2 separate regions of the Homo sapiens genome follow, and region 1 is linked to region 2. The links are chromatin contacts, found by Hi-C or POLR2A ChIA-PET in ENCODE. All regions are on one chromosome and are shown on one strand. The core of a region is the stretch at or near the end of the contact, and the rest is flanking DNA. Distances in the headings are between cores, read along the strand shown. Region 1 holds the start of NMRK2 (nicotinamide riboside kinase 2). Region 2 holds the start of ATCAY (ATCAY kinesin light chain interacting caytaxin).

Region 1 (3,051 bases), core at 363-2,862, 52 kb before region 2:
GAACCCGGGAGGCGGAGCTTGCAGTGAGCCGAGATCACACCACTGCACTCCAGCCTGGGGCAACAGAGCAAGACTCTGTCTCAAACTACGACGGCAACAACAACACCCCCCCCCCAAAAAAAAAAACCCCAAAAAACAAAAAATATGAAATTCAAGAGGGAGTCCGGCTAGCATTAGACCAAGCTCCCGTCCCTTCTGAGGCGGGGGTGTGAGCCCCACAAAGCCAGCCGTGCTGGTTACAGAGAGTTTGAATCTCTTCTAGCCTGAGGTCGCCTGAGAGAGGCTCCAAAGGCACAGTCATGTGGAATGACATTTTGGGGACCCCATCCCACCTGCCCACGTGTCAGTCCCCGATTTAGCCAGGACAGCCACGAGGCGGGAGGAGGGTTCACTGGAGCTTTAGTTAATTTTCTGTCCCTACTGATTTTTTTTTTGAGACACAGCCTCACTCTGTCGCCCAGGCTGGAGTGAAGTGGCATGATCGCACTCACTGCAACCTCCATCTCCCGGATTCAAGCGATTCTCCCACCTCAGCCTCCCCAGTAGCTGGGATTACAGGTATGCACCACCGTGCCCAGCTAATTTTTGTATTTTTAGTAGAGACGGGGTTTCACCGTGTTGGCCAGGCTGGTCTCAAATTCCTGACCTCAGGTGATCCACCCGCCTCGGCCTCCCAAAGTGCCAGGATTCCAGGCCTGAGCCACCGTGTCTGGTCTATTTTTTTTTTATGCTGAGTATAATTGGAAGGTGGCGGGAATCATTTCCATTTAAAAAATGAAACACTGGGCTCAGTGTCCAGCCCCCCTTCCCACTGGGGACACCGAGACCCCCAGGGCAGAAAATCCTCCCTGCACTCTGACCTCGGGCGGCGTGTAGGTGACCTCAGGCGCCAGGCATCCCTCCATTCATTCCCGGGCCTCCCCCTCTGCGCGCACAGGGGGCTTTGCCCCGCAGGGCCGCCCACCAGGTCCCCCGGCGCTCACCCTCCGATGCCCACGATGAGCTTCATGCCGGTGCGGAGGGGCGGCGGGGACGACTTCCAAGGCAGCCCGGGTAGGGTGCGACCACGCAGTGCGCTCCGGAGTGCGTCCCGGCTTCATTGAGAAAACCTGGCGCCTTTATAGGTCTCGGCAGCCTGGAGGCCGCCCCGGGGGAGGCGGCCCCTGGGGATGGGGCGGAGGCGCCGGCACCTGTTCCCGCCGCCGAATGGAAATAGCTCCAGGCTGCCTTTTGCCTAAATTAGTCACGAGCTGGCCGGGCAGGGGGCTGCCTCTTCCCTCCTCCCACCTCCCTGCCCTCTCTCCACTCCCTCCTCCCCTCTCCTCCCCTTCTTACCCCCTCCTCCCTCCTCTCCACCCCCACCCTCTTCCCTCCTCCTGGCCAGAGAGCTCAGATCAGCAGCCCCACACTTTTCCCTCCCTAAAAATATCCCGCTCTCTGTGTCCTATGGCCTGACCCTGACATTAAGACTGGTTCTCGTGGCGTCAAGGAAGCGAACTCACCCACCCCCGCCCGCACAGCAGCCCTAGAGGCCGGGACCCTGCGGGGAGCTTCGTTTTCCAACGAGGTCAGGGCCAAGGTGGGCTTAAGATCCTTAGCAGTGAATCACAAGATAGCCTTGCCCAGGTGACCGGGGGCCCAGCCACAGGATCTCAGCGTGACACCAGGGACCATTCATCCCGTGCCTGCCTTGTGGGTGGAGTCATTTGACTGGGGGCCGGCGGGGCGGGGAGGGGGTAATGGGGAGGAATGACACTCTGCTGCTTCTCTCTTCTACTGGTAAAGGGAAAAAGTATTCTCTTATTAAATGTTTTAATTTTTTTTTTTTAATTTCAGATGGAGCCGGGTGCAGTGGCTCACGCCTGTAATCCCAGCACTTTGGGAGGCCGAGGCGGGCGGATCACGAGGTCAGGAGTTCGAGACCAGCCTGGCCAGCATGGTGAAACCCCGTCTCTACTAAAAATACAAAAAAAATTAGCTGGGCATGGTGGCACACGCCTGTAGTCCCAGCTACTTGGGAGGCTGAGGCAGGAGAATCGTTTGAACCTGGCAGGTAGAGGTTGCAGTGAGCTGAGATTGTGCCACTGCACTCCAACCTGGGCGACAGAGCGAGACTCCGTCTCAAAAAAATAAAATAAAATAAAATAAAAATAAATAAATTTGAAACAGAGTTTTGCTCTGTCACCCAGGCTGGAGTGCAGTGGTACCATCTTGGCTTACTGTAACCTCTGCCTTCCAGGTTCAAGCAATTCTCCTTCGTCAACCTCCCCAATAGCTGGGATTACAGGCGAGCACCAACACGCCCAGATAATTTTTGTATTTTTAGTAGAGACGGGGTTTCACCATGTTGGCCAGGCTGGTCTTGAACTCCTGACCTCAGGTGATCTGCCCGCCTCAGGCCTCCCAAAGTGCTGGGATTACAGGTGTGAGCCACCATGCCCAGCCTACATTTTTGAATTTTTTGAGACAGGGTCTCGCTCTGTGGCCCAGGCTGGAGTGTGGTGATGTGATCACAGCTCACTGCAGCCTCAACTTCTCACACTGGGGCGATCTTTCTGCTTCAGCCTCCCGAGCAGCTGAGACTACAGGTTCGCACCACCACACCTAACTTTAAAATTTTTTGTAGAGATGGGGTCTTGCCATGTTGCCCAGGTTGGTCTTGAACTCCTGGCCTCACGTGATGATTCCTCCAACTCGGCCTCCCAAAGTGCTGGGATTACAGGCATGTGACGCCTCTCCCCACCAGAAAATAATTTTTCTGATGCTTCTTAAAACAGTAAGGCTGACTTTGTTGAGGCGGGTGAGGGACTACTACCATGGGGTTTTGTAGTATGGGAGGGAGATTGAATTCAATCTTCTCCCTTTCCACCAATACAAGGAAAAGTGGGAAATTATAGCCCAGGAGCAGGGGGGTGATCAGAGGATGGGAAGTGACTAGGAAGGTGGGGTGATAGGATGGCCAAGTTTGTATGTCTGTATGCAGTAAGAGATCAATACACCAAAGAGAGAGAGAATTTTTAAGAGATGAGGTCTTGTTACATTGCCTAGGCG
Region 2 (2,812 bases), core at 117-2,616:
CTCAGCCAGATGAGGAAGTGGGGGGAGGGGACGGCTAAAACTAGACCCTCCCCCGTACAGGGTGAGCGTTTCTCACTCGATTCTCTGTCCTCAATGTCGTCATTCATGCTTGGAGGAGGGACAGTAACACGCAGCATGGAAAAAAAAAAAATCCCTCCTGGATGCTATGGGGTCGGGGGGGGGGCGGTGGCAGCAGCCAGCCAGGCCCTTCCCGCGAGGGTAAGTTCTCCTCGGCAGTAGAAACGCATTTGCTCTCCGGAGGAAGGGGTCTTCGCCTCTCCCTTCCTTATACTGAGCTGGGTGTGACCTCAGCCCCCAGGAACACTCCCACCAGCCCCGCCCCCGACCCCCACCCCCTGCCAGCTGCAGCCACAGGCGTTGACTCCACAGTCTTCTAAGGATGGGGTGGGGTGGGTCCTCAGTGGGCCCCGGACACTCCTGCACTCAGATCCTGGCTTCGCATTTGGGGACGGCCAAAAGAAGACAGTGACATCAAGGAACGGGAGTGAAGCGCTCATTTGAGCCCTGATGTCTGATTATTAACAAATCACATACGAGTTCCAATAAGGAGGAGGCATCTGTGTCTTAAACCATAAACCACCCCCTTCCTCCCCACCCCACAGGACAGCCTTTATCGACACACTTAGATTTTTTTTTTTTTTTTTTCCCGAAATCGTCGGCTGGTGGCCTTCCTAGCGTTATAAATAGGAAATACATAGGGCTAGGATGGGTCTATTTCAGCGTCCCAGAGAGAAGCTGAGGTTTTCATCCGCCCGAGCTCTCAGCGTGTCCTGAAAATGGTGCACTTAGAGGGGAACGGTGCGCGCGGAAGGTAAACTGTGTTGCTGGGCGCAGCTCAGGGAACGGTTTTCCCTGGTACCGGGAACAGGGATGTGAGGGCCTTCACGGAGTCACAAGACCGTGGCTCTCTGCTCCCACCCGCCCCATCTGCTGGAAAGGGATTTAGAGGCGGCAAAGGCTGCCGGATAAACCTTCCAGGGAGACGGTTTATCCTGGGAGAAGGGGAGATGCGCGCACTCACCTCTGCAGCTGAGACAGCCTCTCCTCCTTACTGGCAAACAAAGGCGAGCCCTGCCCGGGTGCAGCTGGGCATCGCTCACGCTCCCCGGGCCTTCAGAGCCTAGGAGGAAGAGGATGCTCGCAGGGGCGGATTCTGCATCCGAGGAAGGTCACCCAGGGCGACGTGGCCAGCGCCCGCCAGCTCTTTTGTGCAGGGGTGGGTGGGGTGCAGGGTTAGCGGTGGGCTCCCCAGCGCGGGGCTGCGGCTGCGCCCCCTCTCATCGCCGCCCGCCTGCGCGCCCTGCCTCCGAGGTAGCTGCTTCTTCCCAGCTCAGGGCTGGCAGAGGCTCGGCTTCCCGAAGACGGTTAATTTATGCTGCTTTTGTGTGCAGGGAGGAGGGGGTGGGGGGTGGCGGCCTGACGGAAAAGCACAGCCCCCTGCCAGAATCCGATCCTCCCCATTGGCTGACAGACAAGCATCTCCGAAAGCCACGCCAGGGGCAGAGGCAGAAATAATTTTCTGATGGCGCATCAGAGATTTAAAAACAAAACAACGGACAAATAAATAAATAAATGGCAAGATGGCCTCATTCCTTAGAGAATGGGGGGTGGGGGAGTTGGGAAAGGTCTTCTTGGCACTTCTCCTTGCAAAGGGAGCAGGGGTGAGGGGTGGCATCCCCCAAAAAGTCTGTGCAGGCAAAGAAATGACTGTCCCCAGGTCGGATGCCATGGCTCACGCCTGTAATCCCAGCACTTTCGGAGGCCGAGGAGGGAGGATCACCTGAAGTCAGGAGTTCGATACCAGCCTGGCCAACATGGTGAAACCCCGTTTCTACTGAAAATACAAAAATTAGCCAGGCGTGGTGGCGTGCGCCTGTAATCCCAGCTACTCGGGAGGCTGAGGCAGGAGAATCGCTTGAACCTGGGAGGCGGAGGTTGCAGTGAGCCGAGATGGCGCCACTGCACTGCAGCCTGGGCGGCAGAGGGAGACTCTGTCTCAAAGAAAAAAAAAAAAAAAGAAAGAAATGACTGTCCCCAGGTCACCGTGTTGTGGGTCCATTAGATGGTCACTTACCATTGATTCAGCCTCGTGCCCTAAACAGGGCTGGGTGCAGGGGAGGCGGAAGTTTCTCAGGCACACTCACTTTGCAGGGCTGCTGTGGGAACGGCGCCCCCTGCAGTTGTGCGCTGGCGTGGCCTCGCCCTGGAGGAATTCAAGGAGACTGTGGAAGATGGTAGGGTGGAGAGTGCAGGCCGTGCAGTCGGACTGGAAGTGGGTTTGAACTCTAGCCCAGCCACTCCCCAGCTGGCAGACCAGTGGGCATGAGTGATCTCACCTGCGGGCCTCAGTTTTTCTCATCTGTGAAATGGAGCCGCTATGGCTTTTCCACATTATGAGATAATGCATAGACAGCACTAAACACAGTGCTGGGGCACAAGAAAAGCTCCCTATGTGTTTCTTTCTCTTTCTTTCTTTCTTTCTTTCTTTCTTTCTTTCTTTCTTTCTTTCTTTCTTTCTTTCTTTTTTTTTTTTTTTTAGGTGGAGTCTCGCTCTGTTGCCAGGCTGGAGTACAGTGGTGCGATCTTGGCTCACTGCAACCTCCGACTCCCAGGTTCAAGTGGTTCTCCTCCCTCAGCCTCCCAAGTAGCTGGGATTACAGGCACACACCACCACACCTGGCTAATTTTTTTTTTGTATTTTTAGTAGAGGCGGGGTTTCAACATGTTGGCCAGGCTGGTCTCGAACTCCTGACTTCAGGTGATCCGCCCACCTTGGCCTCCCAAAGTGCTG

Evidence for each region. Hi-C counts contacts between places; a loop is a spot of excess contacts on that map. ChIA-PET counts read pairs that join two places held with the same protein, here RNA polymerase II (POLR2A).
Region 1: POLR2A ChIA-PET joins it to region 2 with 40 read pairs in WTC11. The contact joins the promoter of NMRK2 here to the promoter of ATCAY in region 2. A Hi-C loop is called at or near these places in 1 of 37 single-sample maps with no recorded cell type. POLR2A ChIA-PET finds 5 or more read pairs at or near these places in 8 of 52 experiments (A673, H1, K562 and 3 more).

What each region holds. Positions count from the first base shown.
Region 1 is chr19:3,931,630-3,934,680 of GRCh38, reverse strand. NMRK2 (nicotinamide riboside kinase 2) reads right to left here and starts at 1,612. Exons shown (of 8, transcript NM_170678.3): 1 at 1,503-1,612; 2 at 984-1,223. The coding sequence starts at 1,009.
Region 2 is chr19:3,879,239-3,882,050 of GRCh38, reverse strand. It overlaps ATCAY (ATCAY kinesin light chain interacting caytaxin), which reads right to left and starts at 1,366. Exons shown (of 13, transcript NM_033064.5): 1 at 1,043-1,366. RefSeq lists an enhancer at 1,161-1,691.